2 separate regions of the Homo sapiens genome follow, and region 1 is linked to region 2. Evidence: chromatin loops called from intact Hi-C (ENCODE). Cell type or tissue: MCF 10A. All regions are shown on one strand. Links, peaks and the distances in the headings refer to the core of each region. The heading gives the core; the rest is flanking DNA.

Region 1 (8,452 bases), core at 194-8,193, 98 kb before region 2:
ATCAGTGGGAGATTGGTTCCAAGACCTCCCACAGACAGAAAAATTTGCAGATGCTCAAGTCCCTTATATAAAATGGTGGAGTATTTGCATATAAGGTATACACATCCTCCAGTTACCTAAAATCAGCTCTAGATTACTTATAATACTTAATACAATGTAAATAGCTGTTATATTGTATTGTTCAGAGAATAATGACAGGGAAAAGTCTTTTTTATAAAGACTTATAAGACTTAAAAGCCAGCCACGTGCGATGGTGGCTCATGCCTGTAATCCCAGCACTTTGGGAGGCTGAGGCAGGTGGATCACACGAAGTCAGGAGTTTGAGACCAGCCTGGCCAACATGGCAAAACTCCAGGTCTACAAAAAAATGCAAAAATTAACCAGTTATGGCGGTGTGCTCCTGTAGTCCCAGCTACTTGGGAGGCTGAGGCAGGAGAATCACTTGAACCTGGGTGGCGGAGGTTGCAGTGACCCAGTATCACGCCACTGCACTCTAGCCTAGATGACAGAGTGAGACCCTGTCTCAAAAAAAAAAAAAAAAAAAAGGAAATAAAGAAAATAAAACTTTTTCCTTGTCATTATTCTCTAAACATACATATATGTGCGTTCATCAGTAGTTTATAATGAAGAAAAATTTGGGAAAAAATTTAAAAGTCAAAACCGTCATTAGAATGACCTAAGAAGCTGTGGCCCAGAGCTAGATAAGAGCTGAGGGATAGCCAGAATCTAACCATAAGCTAATATTAAGAATAGATAGGAAGAATATAAAATGTCAGATTCCATCACATACAATGAGGTTACCAAAGAATTCCCTAAGAGATTAAATAATTCAACAGCCTTAAAGTGTCTTAAAAGCAAAATAGGATAACACTTAAATATCTTATAAGAAAAAGAAATTATAAAAGCAACAAAGCAGTTAAGCTTTGCATAAGCTACAATCTTATGGGGACTAGACTTCTCTGAGTAGACAATTAAATTACTGTTTAATTAAAACAATTTTCTTCGTAAAGATGGAGTCTATAACTCCTGGCGTCAAGAAATCTTCCTGCCTCGTCCACCCAAAGCGCTAGGATTACAGGTGTGAGCCATGCCTTGCAAGGTCTTTAGTAATTGTTAAAAGGGTCTCATGGCTGGGTGCGGTGGGTCATGCCTGTAATCCCAGCACTTTGGGAGGCTCAGGAGGGCAGATCACCTGAGGTCAGGAGTTCAAGACCAGTCTGGCCAACATGGTAAAATCCCGTCTCTACTGAAAATACAAAAAAATTAGCTGGGTGTGGTGGCACATGTCTAAAGTGCCAGCTACTTGGGAGGCTGAGGCAGGAGAATCGCTTGAACCTCGGAGGCGGAAGTTGCAGTGAGCGGAGATCGCACCACTGCACTCCAGCCTGGGCGACAGAGTGAGACTCTGTCTCGAAGGAAAAAAAAAGGGAGACCCCAGCCTGGCTGTTAGTGTGTTGTGAAAGACTGAGGGCCTCAGATTTCACCACTGACTGAAATCAACAAGCAGCCATAGACAGCCCAGAAGGTAATTGTATCCCTACTGGGTCTCTTCAACCTCAGGGGAATTTAAACTTTTTAAGGCCAAGGAGTTTCTGTATAATCTCTCCTATGTACCAAAGCCACTCAAAAGGACACTAAAATACTGACATTATTTTGAAAATTACCTGTACTTCTACCTTTCGGCTGTTAACTACTGGTATTATTTTGCTACGCCATGTAGCCTTTCAAACTTTTAAAATGCTGGTCTAACCGTATAGATGACACTGTAAATGTTGTTTTGCAACCTATTTTCCAATTCCTTAGAATAAATTTCTAGGATAAAATTATTAATCAGATAACAAAAGCATTTAACACTTTGACACATACTGCCAAAGCTGCCTTCTGGATTTGTACCAATTCATACCCCTACCAGCGTTGCACATGAATGTCTGTTCTCACAAACACAAATCAATTTAAGAATTATCAATCTTTTAATTTTTGGGATCTGGTATGATAGAACATATTTTTACAAGTTATAGCCATTTGAATTTCTTCTTTCATCCATTTTATCTTTTGCCCATTTTACTACTAGAGTGCTTTTTAATAAGTAGAATTTAACTGATATCCCTGTAGTCTTAACTAGAACATACTTAATATAATTTCATCCTTTTTTCTTATATCAGAACAATGGCTTTTAATCCAATATATTTATGGAAAAAAAAAACTAAGGAAATGTAAAAGACCTATTTTGCCACAGTTCTAATTTAATCATAACCAGAATCTCCAGTGTCTTTTTTTTTGTTTTTGTTTTTGAGATAGGGTTTCGCTCTGTCACCCTGGCTAGAGTTCGGTGGTGTGAACATGGCTCACTGCAGTCCTGAGCTCCCAGGCTCAAGTGATCCTTCCCACCTCAGCCTCCCCAGTAGCTGGGACTACAGGTGCATAACACCACACCCAACTAATTTTTTTGTATTTTTTGTAGAGACAAGATTTCACTGTCACCCAAGCTGGTCTTGAACTCCTGGACTCAAGTGATCCACCCACCTTGGCCTCCCAAAGTGCTGAGATTACAGGCGTGAGCCACCACGCGCAGCCATAAAGGGTACATTTTTAAAAGCACTTCACAAATACGTATTATTCAAGAACAGTTTTTTTCTTTTTTTTTTTTTTTTTTTGAGACCAGGTCTCACTCTGTCACCACGCTGGAGTGCAGTGGCGTAATCAGAGCTCACTGCAGCCTCAACTTCTCAGGTTCCAGCGATCCTCCCACCTAGCCTCCCAAGTAGCTAAGACCACAGTCGCATTCCACCACACCTGGCTATTTTTGTATTTTTTTTGGTAGAGATGGAGTTTCACCAGGTTGCCCAGGCTGATCTGCAACTCCTGAGCTCAAGCGATCCACCCACCTCGGCCTCCCAAAGTGCTAGGATTATAGGCATGAGCCACCACGCCCGGCTAAGAACAGTTAATTTTCCACACACTCAAAGAAATGTTCCATTCTTTGATGGATATATCTGTTACTTAAACAAAAATCCACCTAAGTTTTTCAACATTCTATACAATTCTGCAGGGAATTTAAAAAATCCATTCAGATGTAACTAAATCAGTCCTGTCAAATACACTCTTCCATAATAAAAGATGAAGACACAGAGACAACAAAGAGAAGACAGAGGACAGAGAGAAGAAATTCCCTTCCCCAATCCCATACAGACAGACAACAGACACAAGAAGGAACCACATGGACAGAGAAAGAGAGAAATGAAGAACCACAAGGCTAGTGAGAAAGACTGATATATGTGCTAGGTTGGGAGTGGACAAAAAAGTAAGTACTAAGGCGGGATGGAGGCACTCTGCCCAGGAGAAGGTAGAGGCAGGCATAGCAAATCTAGCTTTGGTAGTAAATTCAAGTCTGTAACAAATTTCCTACAAGGAATTTCTTTATATCTAGTTTAAATTATTTGCCCTGTAGGTGGAGCTATTTCCTCTTACCTGATTTTTCAGTAGAAATTAAGCTCCCATCTTCTCTAATATTTCACGCAACATTTAACTCTTGATTATTTAAAAGAGAGAATATATTATTCTAAAGTAAGAAAATTCACTTACATTTGGCTTTAGGATACAACTAATCAGATGAATACAAACATACACATGGGTCCACAAATCCACCCTCGTAAACTCTGTCCTCCCTCCTTGCCCTCTCCTGTCAGTCTAAAACGTAAAAGAATGGACTCTGAAACAGGCAACAGAAAGCAATCACCAAGAGTTACTTTATCAGAAAATCCTACTTTCCAATGCCTAGAACTCTGGGTAACCATGTGGAAGATTTTTTGGTTATAAGGGTAAACATTAAAATTACCTAAGGGGGTCAGGCGCAGTGGCTCACACCTGTAATCCCAGTACTTTGGGAGACCGAGGCGGCTGGATCAGGAGATCAGAGATCGAGACCATCCTGGCTAACACGGTGAAACCCCATCTCTACTAAAAACATACAAAAAAATTAGCCAGGGGTGGTGGTGGGCACCTGTAGTCTCAGCTACTCGGGAGGCTGAGGCAGGAGAATGGTGTGAACCTGGGAGGTGGAGCTTGCAGTGAGCCGAGATCGCGCCACTGCACTCCAGCCTGGGCGACAGAGCGAGACTCCGTCTCAAAAAAAAAAAAAAAAAATTTACCTAAGGAATCTCCATCTGGATTGGCATCATTTATTTTTATATATTACTCTCATTTACCCCATATGAAAACAGATAGCTTCTAGGGACCTATACCCAGCATTAAGCTTTTCCATTTCATTGTGTAAATAATTCCAACTCTTTTAACCTGTCCTCAGAAATTTCAAGTCCAACCAACTTCATGACTTTTTTCTGAAACTTTTAAGATTTCTTTTCCTCTAAACTGTAGGGTCAAATATGATACTCAGATGGGGAACTTAATATTACTAAGTAGGAGGAAATTACATCAGTTTCCAGTACATCTACCTGTGGAATTAAAATTGTGGTGGCTCATGCCTCTAATCCTAACACTTTGGAAGGCCACGGTGGGAGGATCACTTGAGGCCAGGAGGTCAAGACCAGCCTGGGCAACACAGTGAGATCCCGTCTCTACAAAAAAATAAAAATAAAAATAAAAATTTTTTAACCTAGACGAATGGAAAAACAAGATGTGGTATATTTGTACAGTGGAATATTAATTCATCCATAAAAAAGAAATGAAGTACTGATTCATGCTACAATATGGATGAACCCTGAAAACATAATGGTAAGTGAAAAGAGGCCAGTCACAAAAGAGCCTATGTTATGTAATTTCATTCATATAAAATGTCTAGAATAAGCAAATCCAAAAAGAAAGTATATTCGTGGTTGTCAAGGGCCAGGTGGTGGACAGAATAGGGAGTGACCATTAATGGGTACATATTTTGGAATTATATAGTAGTGATGATTGCACAACCTTTTTTTTTTTTTTTTTTTTTTTTTTTTTTTTTTTTTTTTTAGCACTGCAGCCTCGATCTCCTGGGCTCAAAGCTCAAAAAATCCTCCTGCCTCAGCCTCCCTAGTATGCTGGGACTACAGAAGCATACCACCATGCCCAGCTGTTTTTTTTTTTTTTTAAGAGATAGGGTCTATGTTGCCCAAGCTGGTCTCAAACTCCTGGGCTCAAGAGATCCTCCTGCCTTGGCCTCCAAAGGTGCTACTAATACGGGCGTGAACCACCACGCCTGCCTGCACAACCTTGTGAGTATACTAAAAACTAATGAATTCTACAGTTTAAAAGACAAAATTTTATGGTATGTGAATTATACCTTAATAAAGTTATTTTTAAAATGAAATAAGAAATTAGTGGTTAAGATCCACAAATTTTATGGACTACAGAGTTAGATGATCTCTCTGTAGCTTCTGGTTCTAACAAAAATTAAATTTCATTCAAACCTGTAGTGTGCCATTTACTCAAATGCTTTTTTCATTTGGTCCTCAAGAAAATCCTGAAACCGAGGCTCAGAAAAATTGAGTAACATGCCCAAAGTCAATAGCGCAATTTAGTGACATTAAAAAGTATTTAAACTCAGTTTTGACTCTATTATCCCTACTTTCCAATATGCAGCTACCGCATACATTTCTGAATGTGCCGTAAGACAACGAAGCAAATCTTCGCAGGCAGAAATAAGTTTTAAAACCTACTACTGCTTAATAAGTGGAATGAAGTTTCAACGTATTGTGTCAAAGACTGAATGATGTAGCAGTTACTTTTCTATAGAATTATGTGTATTTAATAAACAAAATTTACATTACTATACATATACTCTAATGAATTTTTACATCTTTAGGTCTAATTTTAGCAACCTGACTAAATCACAGAATTCTCAAATGATCCCAACACTTCAAACATTAAATCTAGTGACAACAGATTTAATTATTTCAATTCCAGGAAGATAAAAAAAAATTCCCTGAAGGAATGGCTAATAACATTTATTTGGAAATATCTGTAACAATAGCTAAACAAAAATTTGATAGTAAAAATAATCAACTTCTCAGAAGCAGGCTGAACTAAAACTCAAGATTTACTGGCATTGGGATTTTGTCTGTTGGCTTGAAATAAACTTTATCTTAAAGCCAACCTTTAAAAAAGTTTACAATCACACAAAATTCCAGTATGCCCCATGATCAATCAAAAGTCAGTTAAATGCCAGAATGAAATCTGAAAGAGCTATTTTACTTTAAAATGTCAATAATCTTTTGACTTAATAGTTTGAATATCCAGAGACATCTGACAAAAAATATGCAGACACTAATTAAGACTGAAACATGCTATTAATTCTATGAAAATATTTTGTTCTTTAGCTTTATTCATCCCGGTTTTCTTCCCCGTGGTGTGTTTTTCCTTCTTCACACTAATAGTATCTCATAGATTAGAAAGCCCCTAATCACAAATTCCAGGAGTCTTTTTATTAACCACTAAACAGCTCACCACAGATATATATGGGTGTGTATGTTCCCTTTCCTGACACTGCTTCAAAGACAACAATTTTATAGTCACATATATGATAGATGGCAGTCATCCCTAGTTTATTCAAGTATTCTATCTATATATTTCCTTGTCCACATCCCTGGCCCAAAATTACTTAACTGAGAACACAAAAACAGTGAAATCTATAATATAGAAATATATGAAAATTACCCTACTCTAGCTTAACCCACTCTAACCTGCATTATTTTCTTTTCCGAGGATTTCTCTCACAAGGTAGTTTGCTCTGATTATGAAAGAGAACAAAGACAATAATATTTGTAACAAAGCAAGCTTTAAAAACTAATGCCAATTTTAAGGAAAGCCTCCCTAATATCAAATTTTTTACCATTTATAATACTAATTATTCATTTGAAATCTAGTTCCCATATCACTATTTCTTATCTTTCAAAAAAATTCTAACTGCTTTTAAACAAGAAAATTCAGTTCATCCTTTCTGAGTATTTTCTATCAATTCCATCCCTGTACTTTTATTATCATACATTGTCAAATTTACAAATGCTTTTCATTAAAAACCACCCAATTACTTAATCTTGCCAATCATATTTTTGATTCTTAAAAGAATACTTTGTCTACTCACAGATAAATGATGATGTATTGTTTAGAAACTGAAGGCTTCCTCTCAGAGAAATAAATCAGTTGCCCATTCTTCCCTCATTTAAAATAAGGTTGCTGTTTCTAGATGTGAAAAAGGCTGAGAAGTTGTCTCCTGTCATATGGGTATTAATCAAATACTAGCCAGGAGACACACACAATGTTCAGGGAGTACTTCTCTTACAGTTTGATGTGTTAGCAGATTATGAACAAGAAAAAAAAGTTTGGCAAAAAGCTATTACACTTCACTTTAAACAAAAAGTTAAAAACCTGAGGCTATGACTGACAATAGCAAACTATACCTTATGCTAATTTCTCATGATTCTTACATAACAGATATCTGTGTTGACTATATCAACATAAAATATATCATTTATTTCTCAAAATACATCTTCTCCTATCCAAGAAATGAATTACAAATACCTGTTATGACATTTCAAATTACTTTAAAATAAAATACACAAAACTGCCTTAAATTCAAGGACCACACATAGGTACTTTTAAAAACCACAGCAGATTACACATTGGAATAGAGGTATCCTTTAATCTGAATTTGTAAAAAAGTCAGCAATAGAACATTCAAACAGAAACAGGAAAAAGCAAAAAAAAAAAATTAAGAGAAATGATGTCCAATTTTGTGTGCTTAGGCAAAACAAACAAAACCATAAACTCACAACTGTTCTCTTACTAAGTGAATCCGGCTGAAGCTATATTTGTTTCTTTACTGTGATTACATGAATATTACCTATCAGATGGATACTTACACCTGATTCTAAGTAAACCAAATGGACAAATACTTTAATCTTAAGGGAATGTAAACAGAAAAACAGAAGAATCAATCCAGGTTTGCACTGGATATAACAAACTTTCTCCAATAAAATATTTTCAGAATATTTTAATAAATAAATAAATAATAATAGAGTGGTGGGAAATGAAGGCTAGTAAGAAGCAATCAGGAATGAAGTATTTTTACTCTAATAAAACCCTCAGGAAAAAAGAGCATAAAATTCTTTCACATAAAGGTATTAAAAAAATGTAATCTTTTAGCTTTCACTGTAATTAAAATGTCTGAAGGCAGGAATTTAGCAGACTTCACTATGACTGAACACATATCTATGATTTCTTAAAACACAGAAAAGCATGTACATATGAAATGTGGATCCTGAATAAAAATTTATAACAAAGAAAAGAAGATGATGTGATGTAGTAGAAACTGCTCCAGACTTGAGACGGGCACAGTGGCTCACACCTGTAATCCCAGCACTTTGGAAGGTCAAGGAGGGCAGATCATGAGGTCAGGAGTTGAAGACCAGCCTGACCAACATGGTGAAACCCGGTCTCTACTAAAAATACAAAAATTAGCCAG
Region 2 (8,452 bases), core at 55-8,054:
CCTGGCTACATGATAGCTCTTAAATGACAGCATTTACCTGTCACTCATTAAAGCTGTTCTCTGTGCTCCTTGGAGCTTTGAGGTTAATTATTCCCAGCACTTTGAAGTGTGGCATTTACCTGGGTGATTTTTCCCAAGATTCTTACTATACTAATAAACATATTTTTAGGCTAGGTCCAGCACAATTCTAGGTTGCAGTTCTGGTTGCACCTTTGCAGGAGTCTAACTGTTGTGGCTTCTATCTCTTGAAAATGATATCCCCATGCCCAACCTTTCAGCTTTGAAGAGAAAGCCTTGTGTTCTGAATCTTTGAAATATTTGAGTAATTAAAAAGGGCTGTTTCCCCCAAAATTTACTCAATTCTCAGTCTTTGAGAATTTTTTCTTATGGAAGAAAAAATTGGGATAACAGTCTGAAAAATCAAAATTTCAAAACAGGCCGGGCACAACGGCTCACGCCTGTAATCCCAGAACTTTGGGAGGCCAAGGCAGGTGGATCTCTTGAGGTCAGGAGTTCGAGACCAGCCTGGCCAAATGGCGAAACCCTGTCTCTACTAATATTACAAAAATTAGCCAGGCATGGTGGTGTGTACCTGTAGTCCCAGCTACTTGGGAGGCTGAGGCACGAGAATGGCTTGAACCTGGGAGGTGGAGGTTGCAGTGGGTCGAGATCGTGCCACTGCACTCCAGCCTGGGCAACAGAGTGAAACTGTGTCTCAAAAAAAAAAAAAAGAAAAGAACAAAAGGCTGGGCACAGTGGCTCACGCCTGTAATCCCAGCATTTTGGGAGGCTGAGGCAGGTAGATCACCTGAGGTCAGGAGTTAAAGACCAGCCTGGCCAACATGTGAAACCCTGTCTCTACAAAAATACAAAAAAAAAAAAAAAAAAAATTAGCTGGGCATGATGGGCGATGCCTATAACCCTGTCTCTACTTAAAAAAAAAATACAAAATTAGCTGGGCGTGATGGCACACACTTGTAATCCCAGCTACTCGGGAGGCTGAGGCAGGAGAATCACTTGAACCCAGGAGGCAGAGGTTGTGGTGAGCCAAGATCGTGCCATTGCACTCCAGCCTGGGTGACAAAGCGAGACTCTGTCTCAAAAAAAAAAAAAAAAAAAAATTAAAAAAAATCCAGAAAACATGCTTTCATTTCAAACTCAAACTCTCAATGAAATTATTTCTAAGAAAAAGAAAAGCAGTCACCAGGTGTTAAGTCTCTCGGCTTTTCAGCTTGTTCTGGTTGAGGTAGAAGAAATGAAACTAGAAGGAGAAGAGGAAGATGGAAAAAAATAGACATTCTGCCCTCGAATTACCAGAATTAATTGAACTATTCATTTCCTTCTCCTTCAGTTTCAAACCCAAGTTGCAGTAATGAGACAGTCACTTACCAACAGGTGGGGCTGAAATAGATCTCTGGAGATCTCCTGGATGTCGACTAGGAAAATAACCTCCAAATAGCACGTTTCCACTCTTTTCACATTTCTTTAGCAGGTGTTTATGTCTACTCAGCAGGCAACTAACCACTTAGTAAAAGAAGCACAGGCCAGGCTGCTCTGGGCATTGTTCTGTTGCTGCTGCATCATAATCATAACGTGCTGACATAGTCTCTGCAGTAAGAGAAGAACGGCACTGGGGAGGAGCAGCCGTGCAGGTCTGCCCCTGAGAGGAAGTGTGGTCAGCATTCCCATGGAGCCCTGACCGGACCGCTCAGGAGTGGGCATTCAGGTGGTGGTGTGAAGTTTTCAGAGGATTTCTTGGAGAGAAAAGTCAATTTAGCAATAGTATAACCACGGGAAAAATATCAGACTTTACATCATTGATCATACAATTGATAATTTATTATTCACTTTCCCTATATCCCAAGTTTCAGAGACTTAAACATATTTAAGGCACTTTGAGCCTCTGTGAAGAAAAGCGTTAAAAGAATATAGCATTTTTAGAGGGAAACTGCTTAGAAACAGAGCTGAGGCCGGGCGCAGTGGCTCATGCCTGCAATCCCAGCACTTTGGAAGAGCAAGGCAGGAGGATTGTTTGAGCCCAAGAGTTTGAGACCAACCTGGGCAACACAGTGATACCCCATTTCTATTGAAAGAAAGAAAAAGAAAGAAAAAGAAAGAAAAGAAAGAAAGAAAGAAAAAGAAAAAGAAAGGAAGAAGGAAGGAAGGAAGGAAGGAAGGAAGGAAAAGAAACTGAGCCGAGGGCTGTATAGCATGAATATTTAATGATATTAGGCTCTGGTGGTGGTTCAATGCACTTGATTGGCTGAGTCTCTTTCTGCACTTGTCCGAGTGGTTCCCCTGTTATTGTCTCAGATGCTCTGTTTCGCCTATTCTATGTTGAGTGCCATCTTTTGGATGGACAAATTCTTCCTCTGGTCATACCTATAGTCCCACTGAGTAAGATTTCTTCATTGAGCATACTTATTGCATGATCACAACTTGCCATGTTCCTGTTCTTCCTGCCCAAGGGCCAGAAAATATTTTTGCATAGATCTGATCTCATCTCTTAACTGTTGATGATATCAATTTAATTCTGCGGTACCTTGATTAAACTTTGGTATTATCTCACGTCCATTTTTTGAGGCTACTGATACATTAAAAAGAGAAGAAATACCAAAAGAAGGAAATAAAAATAATGGTATATTTAAAATATTTACCTTCAAAAGCGTCTTTAAAATGCTTTTAAAGATGCACAAAATATAAAACTGTATGTATAACTTCATTTGGAGATTGTAAGTCTGAATTTGTGGCACTTTGTCAAAGTGAGGTCCGTGAGCAATTAGCCCTCTTTGTCCCTCATGAGATGGGCCTGCCTATTCACGCCTGCATGGGATCTTCTCAGCTGCATGTCCTAAGCTTGGGATATGAAGCTTTCCTGCCACATTCAGTCCCTGGTGAGTGCAATGCAAGGTACATTCTTTTGGTCAGCTCAGTAATGAGTACTTACTATTTCCTGGGCACCATGCCATGCTGGACCACAAAGGTGAACAGTCTCTGCACTCAAGAAGTTTACCATCAAGTGGAGAAGGGGTCATGTAAACAGATTATTTCAGTGTTATGTAGTGATAAGATAGAGGGGTGACAGGGGATTCTAGGAGCACAGATGAAGGGTACTTAGTCCAATTGGAGGATTTAGGGACGGTTTCATGGAGGAGCTAATATCCAAGCTAAATCCTGAAAGATTAGTCAGTCTGAGCAAAGGCACAGAGGCATAAAATGACAGGGTTTGAGGGGTAACTACAAATGGTCTGGTGTTACATAAAGTTGAAGGGTTGAAAGAAAATGAAGTTCACGGAAGAAGAGCCTAGATGATGGAGGGCTTTGAAAGCCATAACTAGGTGCTGGGACTTCATCTGCTCCAGTAGCTCTAATAAAGAGTGTTACATGGAGAGATTTATGTTCTGAATTGATCATTCTGAGAGCAGAGTGAAGGATAGATTTGGGAAGGGCAATTCTGGAGATGCAGAAGCCATGGTAGTGGCAGTGGCAGTGTCAATGGAAAGGAGGGAGTTAACTTGGGAACTATCAGTAGAGTCCACAAAATTTGGTGACTCACTGGGCTTAGGGAGGGAAAAGGTGACTCAGAGGTTTGGGAAGCTGGGTGAATGATGGTGCCATTAACTAGGAAATAAACTACAGGCAGAGGAACAAGTGTAGGAGGCAGAAAGAATGAGGTGCTTGTTTGCAGGAACCCTTGGTTAGCATGGTGCCTTGTATTCAACTGTTTAGTAAATGATTTTTTTATTTTTTAAATTTTCAGTACCTTCCTAATGCTTTTAGAATATGTGTCATGTATCATAAGGTGTGTGTATATACTTAGCATTAACCTCAAGAGCCTGTATATTTGTGAGCACGATCTGGCTCCATCCTGGCTTCAGTTCTTTCCAACTATATTTCAGACCACTTACACCACTCCCTCATCATATTTCTGCCTCCTTCCTGACGTTGCATTCTTTAAGCCGTTTCCTGTCTGAAATGCTCATCTCCTAGCTCTTCACATGTGGGCTTATTTTCGTTTTTCAGAACCCAGCTCAGACGCACCTGTTTAGAGAGCTGTTTCTCAATCACTTGGTCATTGATTGTCTCTCGGCTGCAAATGCACCACGGCATACTCTGCATTGAATTGCTGGAGCTCTGCAAACTACATTTCTCTCTCCAGCTGGCTGTTAGGTTCAATAATAGGTTGCATTAGACCAGATGAGGTTGGAAAATAGGAGGGAAGAAGAGACTTGTGTTCCCTCTAGTTGACCTGCTGTTTCTGTCAGTGTCACCTGGGCAACAGCAACTGGTTCTAGCCTGCATTTTGGTTGTTTTTTGTTTTTGACATTCTCAGAATCAGCAACTGGGCAGCGCCCTCTCGTCAGAGGGCTGAGTCCTGGCTCCATCGGGTCTGACCTCTGAGCTTCTAAGCTGTGATTCCCCTAACCTATCCCTCCCAACTCCCCAGCCCTAGTTGTGGTAGTTGCTTCCTCTAGTTGTCTCTGATATCTGTGTTTCCTCTGTGCTTTTTTTCTAGGCCTCCAACACCTATTTAACATATTCCTGCATTGAAGTCTCTCTGTTGAAATACTTAGTGTGATTTCTGCCTCTTTTTAAATGGCTGGATCCTGACACAACCACTGAATCTGATTTAGGCCTCCACCCAGTCACTGTCTAACACGTCACTGCATGTTCTTCATATACTTTTCCTAACCTGCATTTAAATTGTTTTCCTTTCTCATAATCTCTCTCCTTCACTTAGATATCTGAGACTCTCATTCATCATTGTATTCTCGGTGCCTAACATGGAGCCTGGCATACTGTAGGAGTTTAAGAAATGCTTGTTAAATAAAATGAATTATTTCAAAAGACTGCAGGAGAAATACTGGTAGCTGGCCATACGAAATGGACAGGATTGAGCAAGTCTTTAACTTTTTGGTTCTAGGCCAAGTTATTGATGAATTCTGTAACAACATAACACAGAGAGTCAAGCATAATGCTTCTTATAAACATGTCAGAATGCAATGCATTATTTAATGTAGACCCATCATCATTGGAATACAAGACATACAGTTTATTTACTTTGAATTCTGTACTTACATAACCCCTTACCCCACTTTCTATAATTGGGAATGATAATTACTTACATTGTTAGGGTTTCATGAAGATCAAGAATTGCTAACAGGTTAGATCTACAAAATTTTGTTGATTAGCAAATAATTTTAAATATGAAAGCCATCCAAAAGAATCCACCTGCTGTAACATGCAACATCACCAAACATTTACTTGATAAACATCACCTGCTTATGTTATTTTTTTCATTCTGATATGATTTGAAACAACCAAACATAGAACCAAAAAATCTGGTTAAAAGGAACTGCTTAACTTTTTTACACAGCTATAAATGAAAACTTGAAAACATCTTCTATAGCCTTTTATGTAAGTATCAACTACTGACAAAAAAGACTTGTAACATGCTTCTTATATAATTTGTCAAATAAATGCAAATAGATTAGATGAAATTGATGTCCACCGTGCCAAGTAGAAATATTTTGTTGAACTTTAACATTTAAAGGACATTTTCCTTGTTTTCACTTAAAGTGTGTTCACATCTTCTCCCTTTTCTAACTCAGAAGGAAAAATGCCCCTTTTCTTTCCCAGCCACATTGGGCCACCAGGGTCCTTAAATCCAGCCCTTCTTTCCTCTTCTTTCTCCTTTTAGGATACTACTCTTGCATTGTTAACATGCCCACCACTGTTGTTTCTTTTTCAAAACCCACGAACAAATCTTCCCTCTACTTTGTTATCAGTTCATGCTACTATTTTGTGTCTTTCTTTTTTCACACACAAATTCTGAAGAATTCATGTTCACAGTTTCTATTTTGTAATCTGGCTTTTGCTCTTAACCCACTACTAAAATTGCACTCTTAAGAGTTCACAAATAATTGCCTTATCAATAAGGCTTTTTGAGCCTTCATCCTTCTTGGTATTTCTTTTGCATTTACAGTTGATCCTTCTTGAGACTCTCCTCCTTGATTTGTGGGACCCTGCACTCCCTTCTCTTCTCTTCTACAAACTGTTTTTCCCCTCATGCCATTCATGGCTTTTTCCTCCAACACCCCAAGGCCTGTCCTCTTCTCTTGGCAAGACTTTTCTTGATAATCTTTTCCATCCACCCTTGCATTTCAGATGCCACCTTTATGTGAATGGTTCCCAAAGTTGTATCCAGTCAGTAACTCTTCTGTGAACCCCTAACCTGTACTTTCAAATGCCAATGGGACATGTCTATCTTAGCACTCCTGGCATCTCAAACACATGCCCAAACTCAACTCCTCCATAAAACTCATTTTTTTCCTTCTTTTTATTAACGTTTAACATTTTCTCAGTCAGCCAAGAGGGGAGACTTTGAATCATCTCTCCCTTCTATAACTTTCTTTCCAAAACTTGAAATCAGACATAAAATTCTTTCCATTCTTTTCTCTCCAGAGACGTATCCATCTGTTCGGACGTTCCCATCACCATCACCATCACCTCTACCCCCTCACCTGCACAATTGCTATAACTTAACTGGTGTCTCTCACTTGTTTCTTTCCATTCTAGTTTATCTGCCTCAAGGCTGCCAAAGCGTTTTCCCTAAAAGGATATCTCTGATCATGATACGTCCCTGATCAAGAATCTCTAATGGTTTTATTGTCTCTAGAATAAATCTAGACTCTTAATTTGGTATTTAAGAACTTTAATACCAAATTAACTTTAATAACTTTAATAACTTTTGGGCCTTAAATCAGTACTTTTTCAGTCTTACAAACATCTTATACCTATTTTGTTTCTGTAACTTAAAGAAGATAGACTGTAGGCTGAGTGTGGTGGCTCATGCCTGTAACTCCAGCACTGTGGGAGGCTGAGATGGGCGGATCACTTGAGCCCAGGTGTTCAAGACCAGCCTGTCTCTGCAAAATATAAAAAAATTAGCCAGGTGTGATGGGTAGTCCCAGCTACTCAGGAGGCTGAGATGGAAGGATCACTTGAGCCCAGGGAGGTCAAGGCTGCAGTGAGTTGAGATCATGCCACTGCACTCCAGCCTGGGCGACAGAGTGAAACCCTATTAAAAAAAAAAAGAAAAGAAAAACAGAATAGATGTGGGGCACGGTGGCTCACGCCTGTAATCCCAGCGGATCACCTGAGGTCAGGAGTTTGAGACCAGCCTGGTCAAAATGGTGAAACCCCATCTACACTAAAAATAGAAAAATTAGCTGGGCCTGGCGGTGCATGCCTGTAATCCTAGCTACTTGGGAGGCTGAGGCAGGAGAATTGCTTGAACCCGGGAGGTGGAGATTGTAGTGAGCTGAGATCGCGCCACTGCACTCCAGCCTGGGTGACAAGAGCAAGACTCCACCTCAAAAAATAAAAATAAAAATAAAAATAATAAAAGAATATAGACTGTAGAGTCAGATTGCTAAACTTGAATCCTTGCTCTCTCTCCTACTATCTATGTGACCATGGACAAGTTTCTTAATCTCTGTGCCTCAGTATCCTCATCTATAATACAGGAAAAACAATGCTTATAGGGTTGTGAAAATTGAACATATGTAAAGTGTTTAGGACAATGCCTGGCCTACAGTAAGTTCTACATAATGTGTTTTATTGAGCAAATATTTACTGATGCTTGCATATATGCACATATGCCAGACTCTTCTAGGAATTTGGGGATAACTGGAGTGAACAAAATAAACAAAAATCTCTACCTTTGTGGAGCTTAATACATGACAAGCACTGCTCTCAGCACATTTCATATGTTTAATTTCCACGACACCCCTATAATTGTTGTTCTTCTTATATTACAGGTATAGAAATTATCCTATAATAAAATAATTATCATTAATTACCTGTCATTCTCTGTTTTTGGAATACTCTTTTTCCTGTGCTATCATCTTCAAAATTCTACCTTCCTTCAAGACCCAATAGCATCAGCTGGGCATGGTGTCTCACAACTGTAATTCCAGCACTTTCGGAGTCTGATGCAGGAGGATCACTTGAGGCCAGGAGTTCGAGGCTGTAGTGCACTAGGACCATGCTACTGCACTCTATCCTGAGCAGTAGAGCAAGACTGTGCCTCTACAAAAAAAAAAAAAAAAAAAGACCCACTAACATGCCATCTTACTCCTTGAAATCTCATCTGAATTCTTCCAACCCTTAAAATCTGTATTATGGCATTTATCACATTCTATACACTCTACTATATATTATCAAATATATTAAATATCGTGGTTATTTGCTTGCATTTTGTTATCTCCCTAATGAAGTGTAAGGTCAGGTGCTCTGCCCTATTCATGTTTGTAAATAGTAGCATGATATACTTTGTACCCAAGCACATAATAGATGCTTAACAAATATTTCTTGAATGAATGTACATAAAAGGATTATTTGCATACTCTTTCATTTGACCTCTATTAACTAACCTTATCTTCTTCAA

What was found. Peaks named below come from ENCODE experiments on the same cell type or tissue, not always from the same donor. Only the 100,000 strongest peaks of a DNase experiment are listed, where the experiment ranks them.
Region 1: it touches region 2 in a loop (4-fold over the local background); 4 of 110 quality-filtered maps call a loop at or near these places.

The regions. Positions count from the first base shown.
Region 1 is chr14:67,281,058-67,289,509 of GRCh38, reverse strand. All of the region lies in intron 3 of PALS1 (protein associated with LIN7 1, MAGUK p55 family member), which reads right to left. It also overlaps a transcript of GPHN not described here. Among named protein-coding and RNA genes, the nearest start is that of PALS1, 44 kb to the right of the region's middle. In MCF 10A, for the core only: CTCF peaks have their summits at 3,244 and 3,449 (motif pointing right); no DNase peak of the experiment used is centred there.
Region 2 is chr14:67,182,507-67,190,958 of GRCh38, reverse strand. It overlaps GARIN2 (golgi associated RAB2 interactor family member 2), which reads right to left and starts at 1,519. Exons shown (of 8, transcript NM_001395907.1): 1 at 1,390-1,519. It overlaps LOC105370538 (a long non-coding RNA gene), which reads left to right and starts at 1,595. Exons shown (of 5, transcript XR_007064215.1): 1 at 1,595-1,726. It also overlaps a transcript of GPHN not described here. RefSeq lists an enhancer at 3,433-3,727. In MCF 10A, for the core only: no CTCF peak of the experiment used is centred there; DNase peaks (open chromatin) are centred at 2,948 and 3,578.